Regions from separate parts of the Homo sapiens genome. Here region 1 is linked to region 2. Evidence: chromatin contacts called from ENCODE Hi-C or POLR2A ChIA-PET data. All regions are on one chromosome and are shown on one strand. Each heading gives the region's core, a stretch centred on a gene start or an enhancer-like site at or near the end of the contact. The rest is flanking DNA. Distances are from core to core; before and after follow the strand shown. Region 1 overlaps PIK3R1 (phosphoinositide-3-kinase regulatory subunit 1). Region 2 has its middle 48 kb from the start of LINC02219.

Region 1 (5,892 bases), core at 107-2,606, 130 kb before region 2:
TCACCTTGAGTGTTCTGCATGTTAACTTCTAATGACCTGCTCTGTGGGAAGTGCAGGAGGCAGAGCAGCAAAGAGGATATGCTCTGTTCGCATGCAACTGATTTCCATGTACAAAGGAAAAATGGAGTTAAACATTTTTTTAACTTTTGAAACATCTGGTCAGAACATTTCAAGTGTAAGAATTTACTGATACTGATAAAGGTCTAGTCTCCTCCTTTTCTCCAAAAAAACCTCTTTTCTAAAAGTCTCAGAAGTTGCCTCATTTTGAAACTGCCTCATGCTTCAAATTCTCATTTACTGTCATGTGGGCATTCTTTGTACAATTATACCTCTGACGGAGTCCAAAACTGAGTTTCACTCTTTTTGGCTTAAACACCTAATTTCAGTTAAAATGATGTGAGGCAGTATATAATTTTTTTAAGCGTTATGAGGGAATGAAGGATCTTGAAAGATTTATAAGAAGATGACTTGCTGGAATGCTGGCAAGTAAATTGATTTGTAGTTTTTCATCTATGCCAAAGGAGGGAGTGGGTGTTTGGGGTACTAAAGCCCTCTTGGCTAAATTAATTAGTGTTATTTAACAAACTGTCCTCAATTCTTCCCAATTCCACATCCAGTGACATCATGTTGGTTAGCTTGAAATAAGCCCCGGTGGGAATATTCATGCCACAAAAATGGGCAGATGCTACAAACCAGGGCCTTTTTCTTCCTAGAGAGTTGGTTTATCAGCACACCACTGAACATAACAATATCGTGATGTTACTTAATGCACTCAACACAAAAAAAGAAAGAAGGCAAGCCAGAAAGAAAGGGAAACGGAAAAGGAAAATGGAAGGGAAAGGTAATAAAAGAAAAAGGATGTCAGAAGAGACATTTCTTAAGTGACATAGGCTTAAAAATATTTTTTAATTGATTCAGATGAATTAGATGTAGCCAAATTCAGGGTCAAGGAAAGATGGTAGATACACAGAGCGAGAGAAACACCAAGAGGTGGTTTCTCTCCTCTGCAGGACCCAGGGCCTGATGGCTATGATGATGACCAACATGCCTGCAGGGAGGCGTGCACACACTTGCAGCCCAACTCAGGAGAAAAATTTCAAAGGTTTGCACTGTTACCATAACAGGGCAGGGAGAACTGTACATGATTTGAGTTCCCTTTAAATTTAGAACACTGCATAGATTAAATTCAATTTTGTGTGTGTGCATTACCTGAAACAGAAAGCCAAGACCTGTCTTTCCCATTTGCATTTCTAGCTCTGTGACACTCACCACAATCAAGAAGCTGTCGTAATTCTGCCAGGTTGCTGGAGCTCTGTGTTCTGTATAGAGTTGAACATTCCAGACCTAGGACACAAAACAGACCACAGACCATGTATGCAAAACACAGCTCTCTGGAGAACCTGTGAGGCTGCTGCCAGAGACATTCCAGTTTCCATCCAGTATCTGTTCTAGATGTGTACCAAATATTCTTGGAAGTCAACTCCTACTATTAATCTTACCTGGCATGTTGATAATTTTGGCAAAACCATCTGGCCTCTAAGAAGAAAGTTAATCATATTTATTAAATTATGAAGAATTTAATAGTTTCCATATGGAAACTACATGATAATCTAGAGTTAGAAATTATAGACTGAGACATTTTTCCCAGTACTTAGCCCCAAACAGTTTGAGTGTCCAGCAGAGTATCTGGACATAGCTGGTAGTAGGAAATTTACTTAATGAATGCACAAGAGACAAATAATAAGAGCCATGAAATAAGGGTAGAACAAAGGAACTGATGCCCTCTAGCAGTCTGGTTACCTTTCTTTTCAATGGCTTCCACGAGCTTGATAAGAAGAGGCGGGGCAATGTCAGGAGGGGCAAACTGCTCTGCAAGATCCGGGAGAGTCAAAGCTGCAAACAACAAAATCCCACCATTGTATTTAATTTGGATAGTTGAATGCATTAGACCACAATGAAGGACGTACAAAATAATTTAATTACATCAGGCCCGAGCAAGAAGAACCCCTGCTCTGGGCTTTTGCACTTTCCAGGCCAAAGTGATATGCCCACTGCTTCTCACCTAGGGTCTACTCAGAGTAATGCTCCAGGATTTCCTGCTAAATGGCCTCTTATGGCCTTTCCCCCAGGTCCACCCTCCCCAGGACAAACCCCCCTGTCTAGGTACACCCCTGGGCCCCAAAGGTGGGGGGAGTGGCAGGATGGATGGGAGTTTGGATGTGCAGGGAGAAGCCAGGGATGAACCAGGATCCAGCTCTCCCCATAATACCACACTCTAGGGCAGAACTCTCAGGAGCCCAAGAACCTGAATTCAGATCTCTCCTCCTGGTCATTAGGAAGAAATAACTGCCTAGAAAGGATGGGACAGATTTTATTGAACAGTTGACATGATTTATAACAAAAATACTTAGGCACAGGGTACTTGGGCCTCTTTTTGCATTCTTGCCCCAAGCCTCACAAATGCCAGGTATGGGCTGAGTCTCAGATCCAGAAGCCAATATGAATGATCACTGCCCACTTGATATCAAAATAAATTTCTGTATAACTTTGTCAAAGCCTTTGTTTATGTATTTTTTGGTCAATTAGTAGTTTTTAAAATGTGGTGTTTTCGTAAACTTTTTGCATGCGTTTTAACCATTTACAATGATACCAAAAAATCTAACTGGATGACACTCATAAATAACATTCTTCAACATTACATTGATAACCTTATTCTCAGTCCAAAAAAAATAAATAAGACCATTGTAAGCAAAAAAATTCTCAAATTATGCCAGAAGAGGGAGCTAAATATATTCATCTTAAATTTGTGAAACTGCAAAATAAAGGTAAATTAAAGTCATTATGAAAATATAAGTACAACCTGTTTATTAGCCTCATTGCTTGCAGTCTTTTCTAGGAATAATTTATATAATCTGAGAAAGACTAAATATTTGCAATTTTGTTTCTGTGAGATTTTACCAGTATAGCTCTTTATTAGAAGCCATATACTATGGTAAACAAATTTCCTTTTTCTTTTTTTTTTTTTTTTTTGAGACAGGGTCTCGCTCTGTCACCCAGGCTGGAGTGTAGTGGCGTGATCATGGCTCGCTGCAGCCTCAACTTCCTGAGTTCATGTGATCCTCCCCCCCCAGCCTCCTGAGTAGCTGCGACTACAGTGCACAGCATCACTCCCAGCTAATTTTTTGTATATTTTTAGTAGAGACGGGGTTTTGCCATATTGCCCAGGCTGGTCTCGAACTCATGGACTCAAGCAATCCACCCACCTCAATCTCTCAAAATGCTGGGATTACAGGTGTGAGCCACTGCACCTGGCCAACAAATTTTTAATTAAGCCTGTATTTCAAGTACTAAAAGTCAACATAGAACAAATTCACGTTATGAAAGTAATGTTATTAAATTTTGATCTCAGAGAAGTATGATTAAGTCATTTTGCAAAAACATTCTTTCAGATTTCAGTATGCAATGTGCAGTACATAGATGGATGCATGATCTTTCCACCTAATTCTATTAGCCATTGCAACTACCCAGGATAAAAAGAGAAGAGCTATATTATGAGGGAAAATCCTACAGTAGCACTATTAGAGCTTTCTGTGATGATGGAAATGTTCTACAGCTGTGCTCTCTGATAAAGCAATGACTAGCCACAGCGGTTATTGAGTAAAATGCAGCCATTCCCAGTGAAGAACTGAATTTTTTATTTTAACTGATTTAAATGGAAACAACCATAGGTGGCTAGTGCCCATAAAATTAGAGAGTATAGTCTTACTTGCCTGCACAAGGGCAAATTTTGTCAATGGCAGATGAAAGATTCCCGAGTCAGCTTTGTGTTAGAGATCCCACTCTAAAGCTATCCCTGAAGACAAGGCATCTTAACATAGAGCTAATCAATATTTGAACTCAAAGCCCTGCAATGTTTACCACTCGATTTCCTGAGTGACTTTGTCCTACTGCAACATCACTGTAACACATCTTAGGTTTCATAGAAGCACAAACGACTGGCCATTAACTTTCCAGTCACTGTGCAGAGGGCTGGGTGGGAACTTCACCTCTCTCTGGTCTCTCCCACACTTGCCAGAGCTAAGCACCACCTGGAGGACGTGCTAGAAATACTGATTCCCAGGTACCACCCTAAATCTTCAGAATCGGAACATCCAGGAATGGGCTAGTAACCTGTTTGGGGTTAGAAATAAGCTTTAGGACATACTCTTTTGATAAGAAAATTCATGTGGGTGATCCTATGAAAAAATCCAGCAATGACATCTCTCAAATCCCTGTATGTTAAAATGTAAATATATCTGAAAAGCACTTCAAATACAAATGTCTTAAAGGTTTCACAGTCCAATTAAAAGCATTATAAAATTTTAAAAGAAATATTATAAAATGAAAGAGCACACCATTTCATTTCCTCTGATAAATTATAAACCACTTCCCTTTGCCTTAATATCAACTCACAAAAGTATCCTCTCTCACAAACACCTTCTACACTGAATACAATGAAATATCATCCTGTCAGCATATATAATAGAAGGGAAATATAAAGGTAGAGAAATGATGTAGAAAAGTGTTATTTATTAAGATCCATTATTGTGTCACTCCTTAGGCCCCTCAAACTAACAAGACTTAGCACACCCCAAATCTCAAAAAGCTAAAGATTAAATAGTAAATACATATCCATGCAACTCTCATGCAACCAACATGCCAATTCCTCTTCCCCTTTTCTCATAAATTACACAGGCATTTTTTTAATTAAAAAAAACTTTAATGTTGGCTCTGAAAATGGAATTACTTAATAAAGGTTTGTCTCATTCCAGAGTCTTATCAACACAATCATTTCTGCAGGCAAATATGAAAGTCAAATTAAATGATAATTAAAGATTTCATCTAATTGTGATTGAAATATGCACCCAAAAGTTGTTATATTGCTGGGCTGGCAAATGCTCCATACAAAAGGATTTCCAGCTCTTTCTTCATTAAGCTTGAAAAAATTTTTTAAAAAAGCAAAACTTCCTTGCTTTCCTTTGTCTTTTCAATGTTTTTTCGGCAAAAAGTGTTAGTTTACCTGCAGTATCCTGAGCTACAAAACATTATATGTTTTACACATTACTCATTCAGGTGTTGGACCAAGTTTCTGAAAAGCACTGTGCTACACCAAGTCAGGATCTGTGAGAACACTGGAACTTTTCTCAAAAGGCACACCAGATTGCTTTAAAAAGAAAAAAAAATACACATGGGTACTAGGAAGTGTAAGTACTCTTTTTGTAATGTATTGAGTGACTCCCCACTGAATTTGTAATATTGAAAAAAGCTTTATCGCTCAAATGTATGAATCATCATAGCTGATCAGGATTTTGCAACTGGAGTTTAAAATGGTAAATTTTACAGGGATTTTTTTTTTTTTAAATAGCAATTCAAAGATTTTCTATTCCTTAGTACAAAATGTCTGCGAGTCAATCCATTTCCTCTTTAAAATATTTAGACATGGTGAATGTGAAAGTTCTACCCAAAAAGCTTTAAAGTTTATATCATCTACTTCCAACAATAGGATCAATTAGCATTGAAAGTCTAAAAAGTCTTTTAAAACAAAATATTAATTTTTATGACAATCCTAAAATCAACTATGCCTTTAATTTTACTAAATACACAAGGTCAAGAATTACTTTTCCATTAGATTCCACTTTAAGAAATTCCAACAGGAAATGACAATTGCTAGGAATTACCAAATTTGGCAAGGTGTTCTTTGAAAAGTCCACAATAAAGCACCATGTTACAAAGTTTGATAAACCAAAAAATAATAGTACTAAAAACAAAAAGATGCAAATATTATCAATTATATAGGGTGGGGTATGGAGCAAACACAAATTAACAGAGCACCATCCTCCAACAGTTTACATT
Region 2 (5,976 bases), core at 1,550-4,049:
GGCACAATCTTGGCTCACTGCAACCTCCACTTCCCTGGTTCAAGCAATTCTCCTCCCTCAGCCTTCCAAGTAGCTGGGACTACAGGCACTTGCCACCATACCTGGCTAATTTTTGTGTTTTTAGTAGAGACAGGGTTTCACCATCGTGGCCAGGCTGGTCTCAAACTCCTGACCTCAGGTGATCTACCTGCCTTGGCCTCCCAAAGTGCTGGGATTACAGGTGTGAGCCACTGCACCTGGCCGTTTCTATGTCTTCCTTTGAGAAGTGTCTGTTCATGTCGTTTGCCCATTTTATTTATTTATTTTTTATTTCCTATTATTATACTTTAAGTTCTGGGGTACATGTGCAGAACGTGCAGGTTTGTTACATAGGTATACATGTGCCATGGTGGTTTGCTGCACGCATCAATCTGTCACCTATGTTAGGTATTTCTCCTAATGCTATGCCTCCCCTAGCCCCCCACCCCCCGACAGGCCCGGGTGTGTGATGTTCCCTTCCCTGTATGCATGTGTTCTCATTGTTCAACTCCCACTTATGAGTGAGAACATGCGGTGTTTGGTTTTCTGTTCTTGTGTTAGTTTGCTGAGAATGATGGTTTCCAGCTTCATCCATGTCCCTGCAAAGGACATGAACTAATTCTTTTTTATGGCTGCATAGTATTCCATGGTGTATATGTGCCACATTTTCTTTATCCAGTCTATCATTGATGGGCATTTGGGTTAGTTCCAAGTCTTTGCTATTGTGAATAGTGTGGCAATAAACATAGGTGTGCATGTGTCTTTATAGCAGACATTTGCCCATTTTTTAATGGGGTTATTCATTTTTTGCTTATTCAATTGTTTAAGTTCCTTATAGATTCTGGATATTAGGACTTGGTCCGATGCTTAGTTTACAAATATTTTCTCCCATTCTGTAGGTTTTCTGCTCACTCTGTTGATAGTTTACTTTGCTGTGGAGGAGCTTTTTAGTTTAATTGGGTCCCACTTGTCAATTTTTGTTTTTGCTGCAATTGCTTTTGAGGAGTTAGTCATAAATTCTTTCCCAAGGCCAATGTCCAGAATGGTGTTTTCTAGGTTTTCTTCAAGGATTCTTATAGTTTGAGATCTTACATTTAAATCTTTAATCTATCTTGAGTTAATTTTTGTGTATGGTAAAATGTAGAAGTTTGATTTCATTCTTCTGTATATGGTTAGTCACTGTCCTAGCACCATTTATTGAATGGGGAGTCCTTTCCCCACTGCTTATTTTTGTTGCCTTTGTTGAAGATCAGATGGCTGTAGGTATGCCGCTTTCTTTCTGAGTTCTCCATTCTGTTCCATCGGTCTCTGTGTCTGTTTTTATACCAGTACCATGCTGTTTTGGTTACTGTAGCCCAGTAGTATAGTTTGAAGTCAGGTAGCACGATGCCTCCAGCTTTGTTCTTTTTGCTTGGGATTGTGTTGGCTATTTGGGCTCTTTTTTTGGTTTCATATGGATTTTAGAATAGTGTTTTCTAGTTCTGTGAAGAATGACTTTGTTAGCTTGATAGGAATAGCATTGAATCTGTAGATTGCTGTATAACTATTGTAATGATATTGATTCTTCCAAACCACGAACATGGAGTATTTATCCATTTGTTTATGTCATTTATGATTTCTTTCAGCAGTGTTTTGCAGTTCTCCATGTGGAAATCTTTAATCTCCTTGGTTAGATATGTTCTGAGGTATTATTTTTTTGTGTGTGGCTATTGAAAATGGAATTATGTTTTTTTTTTGGCCCTCAGCTTGAGTGTTATTGGTGTTTAGAAATAGTACTGATTTTTGCTCATTGACTTTGTATCCTAAAACTTTACTGAAGTCATTTATCAGTTCCAGAAGCCTTTTGACAGAGTTTTCAGAGTTTTCTAGATATAGAACCATAACCTCCACAAAGAGAGATAATTTGACTTCTTTTCCTTTCTTTCTCTTGTCTGATTGCTCTGGCTAGGACTTTTTTTTTTTTTGAGTCTGAATCTCACTGTCACCCAGGCTGGAGTGCAGTGGTACAATCTTGGCTCACTGCAACATCTGCCTCCCAGGTTCAAGCGATTCTCCCACCTCAGCCTCCCAAGTAGCTGAGATTATAGGTACCCACCAACATGCCCAGTTAATTTTTGTATTTTTAGTAGAGACAGAGTTTCACCATATTGTCCAGGCTGGTCTCAAACACCTGACCTCAGGTGATCCTCCTGCCTTGGCCTCCCAAAGTGCTGGGATTACAGGTGTAAGCCATGGTACCCAGCCCCTATTTTGCTTTTGATAAGATTAGCTAATGGGGCTGTCTCAGAAAAAAAAAAAAAAAAAAAAAAAAAAAAAAAAAAGACTAGCTAATGGGCTCTCTTTTATTGTTTTTCTTGTTCTTGGCTTTATTTATTGATTTTATAATACTTTTGGTTTTATAATTAATTGACTCATGCTTTTATTTTCACTTAGTCTTTCCTTGGGTTTCTTTGATAGTTCATTTTCTAAATTTTTGAATTATGTACTTACTTCTTTCTTATTTATTAATATTGTTAAAACAATTAATTGGGAGGCCATTAGGCTGAGATGGTGCCAGCGCCTGGGGTTCCTATGTAGACAAACCAAAACCCAATCCCATGTACATAGTAAAATGAAAGTTACACTAGTTACACTTAACCAGTCAGAAACTGCCAACCGACCTCTAAGTAGGGACTTTCCACTGGATCAGACCCAAATAAGACAAATACCGAGCTATAACCAATCAAGTAATTTGATTATTTTGCTTCTCAATTCAGCCTATAAAGGCCTGCAGCTCATGCAGGTTCAGTGGAGCTGTCTCAACCTCTTCCGGTTTTGAGTGTTCCTGATTCATGAATCATTTAATGCTAAAATAAACTCTGTTAAATTTGTTTTGTCTAAACTTTTCCTTTTAACTACATAAATATAAAATTTCCTCTCAGCATTGCTTTAATTATATTCCATAGATTCTGCTATGTTGTGTTTTATTATCTGCATTTTTCAGTTTCTGATTTGACTTATTCTTTGTTACAAGAATTTTTCAGTTTCTGGAATGTAGGGTATTATTTTTCTTGCTTTGTTTCATTTTCTAGTTTTTAACATTAAAATCTAGTTTATTTGTGATCAGGCAACTGAAAAAAGTGCTTAGCAGGAGAAACATCTTTAAATTTCTCTGAAGGCTAGATATCTCTGGAGTGAAAGTGTGTGTGTGTGTTTGCATGTGTGTATGTGTGTACATGTGTGCAGGGGCAGAGTATGGTGGGGGAAGAGATGCTGTAAGAATTTCTTGTTCAGAATCACTTCCTTGACCCCTTTTCCTCTTCCTTGAGGAGAACATGAAGAGAGAAAGGAGGTTAGAAAAGGGGTGAGACATGTAGAGTGGTTGTTGGTGCAACAACAGTGGATTTAAGGGTTGACCAGGTAAGGCTTTTGTAGTGACAGGAACTGAATCTCTGGAGACAGGCTTAGTACTGTTTAGCTAACCACTAGGCTTTCATGTTGCTGGTGGGGGAGTTGAAGGGGTTTTGGGCAAGGCCAGAGTTGAACTGCTCCACTAGAAAAGGTTGGTAGACATATGCAAGGGAAAAAAATAGAAGAATCAGCTAGAAGCAGGAGAAATCCGTCAGGAAAGAATCAAAATGTTTCATGATATTGTGATGAGTTCTACTCTGTGGAGGATGATTCTCTGGTTTTCTTCAGAGTCTTCAGTAAAAGATCAATTTTTTTTTCATTGTTGTGTGGTGAGGTTGGACCTTTTGGAAGGACTTATCATTATCAGCTGGGGATGATTTCAGATTGTCTTAGGGGTGAAAGCGGAGGCTGTCCATGGAAGCTACTTTGCCTGGGTGAGGCATTTAAGATCTTGATATAAAAAATGTGGACCTGTAGCCCAAGGCATGAGGGAAGAGCTCAGAGTGGAGGGCTGTGAGAACCTGAATCTGGCTGCGGTTTTCCCACTTTCTGTGGGCTACGGGGGAGACTGCTGACATTGTTTTAATATTGTTAAAACAATATTTTAACAGTATTGTTTGAATATTGTTGAAGATCTCAATTCTTCAGGAAAAAAATTTATGTGATAATAGCTTACCCTCCATCTCTTTATGAAATACTGCAAGAATTCAGAGCTCTGGATAGGGTCGATGCACCTGGGTTTACTGCTGACTCTGCTATTTAATTTTGACCTTGGTCAAGTTACCTAATCCTTCTAAGAATCAATGTCCTCCCATGTTAAATTAGAATAATAATGTTGCTTGCTTCACTGAGTTGTGGTGATGATTAAGTGAGATAATCCAAATAAACTTGTTTATCAGAGTGCCTGATAAGCAGCATATGCTCCCAACCACTGGTATCTTAAGCAAGCAAACTGCTAAATGAAGGAATAAATGACCAAGAATACAAGGAGACCTGGTCCAGGCTGAGTGAGCATGGCTTAGCCTTGTAGTCGTGGGCAGTTCATTGAATTGATCTTGTCTTCAACCTCCTGATTCAGTTCAACCCTTAATTACTCAGAAGGTGTTCTGACAGACATCACAAGTCACAACACGTCTAGTCCTCTGTTTCCCATTTGCAAAATGATAGGGTTAACTAGTTGGTTTTTAACATCCCTTTCATCTCTAACTTTCCATGATATCATTATAGTTATTACCCTCAACATCTGTGACCCTGGGCTCAGTCATAAATTCTGCTCCTAATTATCCATGCTTCAGGCCAGCAAACAAAAAACTAAACAAACAAAAAAAATACAAAAAAACCCCCACAAAACCCCAGTGCTTTTTCACTTCTGGATGTCAGGCAATATTCACATTAGCTCAAATAGTCAAACATAAACACACCTGTGATGGTTAATATTAAGTGTCAACTTGATTGGATTGCAGGATGCGAAGTATTGTTCCTGGGTGTGTCTGTGAGGGTGTTGCCAAAGGAGATTAACATTTGAGTTAGTGGACTGGGAAAGGCAGACTCACCCTCACTCTGGGTGGGCACAATCTAATCAGCTGCCAGCCAGGCCAGAATAAAAGCAGGCAGAAGAACATGGAAAGACTACACTGGCTGAGTCTTCTGGCCTCCATCTTTCTCCTGTGCTGGATCCCTCCTGCCCTCAAACATTGGACTCCAAGTTCTTCAGCTTTGGGACTCGAAACTTCGACCACAGACTGAAGGCTGCACTGTCGGCTTCCCTACTTTTGAGGTTTTGGGACTCAGACTGGCTTCCTTACTCCTTAGCTTGCAGATGGCCTATTGTGGCACCTTACTTGTGATTGTGTGAGTCAATACTCCTTAATAAACTCCCCTTTATATGTATGTCTATCCTATTAGTTCTGTCCCTCTAGAGAACCCTGACTAATATAACACCCATACACATTTCACTTTTCTGTATTTTTTCCAAGTTTCCTTTTAAAACTGATACCACTGATATCATCACTTTAAGAGCTTATAAACTGGATGGCCCCTAAGATCCATAGTCACTGAAAAAAGGATAATATACTTGCAAATAAATCAGGGTGGACTATAATGAAAATTGTTGTATGTCCTCTCTTGAATTAGGAGGTAAAGGTATGGTACAAACTTTGATGCCAGACAGACCTGAGCTTAAATGGTAGCTGATGACACTTACCAGCTGCATGAACTTGGACTACTTAATCTCTTCAAATTTTAGTTTTTCATCTGTATAATAGAGCTCATGAGATGATCCAAGCATATTGTTGAGAAAATTAAATAAAATAGTGATATAAAAGGGTTCAGCAGGCACAGCGCACATTTCTTTCTTCTGTCTTATATGGCAGCCATAGATTATAAGATGTGTGCATCCAGGGGCCAATGACCTTGGCACTCTGAGTTTTTGATCTGATACTACAACCAAATGGCAATCTTATGTTTGTTGCTAAATTAAAAAAAAAATCTTTAAATTGAAAAACAGAAAGTTACTTCCGTAAATTAGGTCTCCAGTGGTTATTCACTGCAGTGTTATTCAGCATTTTG

The links. A loop is a pair of places that touch in the nucleus more often than their neighbours do. ChIA-PET counts read pairs that join two places held with the same protein, here RNA polymerase II (POLR2A). Pooled maps may share reads with other maps.
Region 1: a map of GM12878 shows a loop between it and region 2 (3-fold over the local background). The contact joins two enhancer-like sites. A Hi-C loop is called at or near these places in 1 of 168 maps with a recorded cell type or tissue (GM12878), 5 of 37 single-sample maps with no recorded cell type and 5 of 50 pooled maps. POLR2A ChIA-PET finds 5 or more read pairs at or near these places in 2 of 52 experiments (OCI-LY7 and activated CD8-positive, alpha-beta memory T cell).

The regions. Positions count from the first base shown.
Region 1 is chr5:68,269,391-68,275,282 of GRCh38, reverse strand. PIK3R1 (phosphoinositide-3-kinase regulatory subunit 1) reads right to left here. Exons shown (of 16, transcript NM_181523.3): 3 at 1,801-1,893; 4 at 1,270-1,344. Among named protein-coding and RNA genes, the nearest start is that of PIK3R1, 57 kb to the right of the region's middle. RefSeq lists an enhancer at 72-121. Within about 2 kb of position 1,356, at least 5 of the 41 ENCODE cell types and tissues checked have a DNase peak (open chromatin) inside an H3K27ac peak, as active enhancers do.
Region 2 is chr5:68,138,439-68,144,414 of GRCh38, reverse strand. No RefSeq gene overlaps it. Among named protein-coding and RNA genes, the nearest start is that of LINC02219, 48 kb to the left of the region's middle. Within about 2 kb of position 2,799, at least 2 of the 41 ENCODE cell types and tissues checked have a DNase peak (open chromatin) inside an H3K27ac peak, as active enhancers do.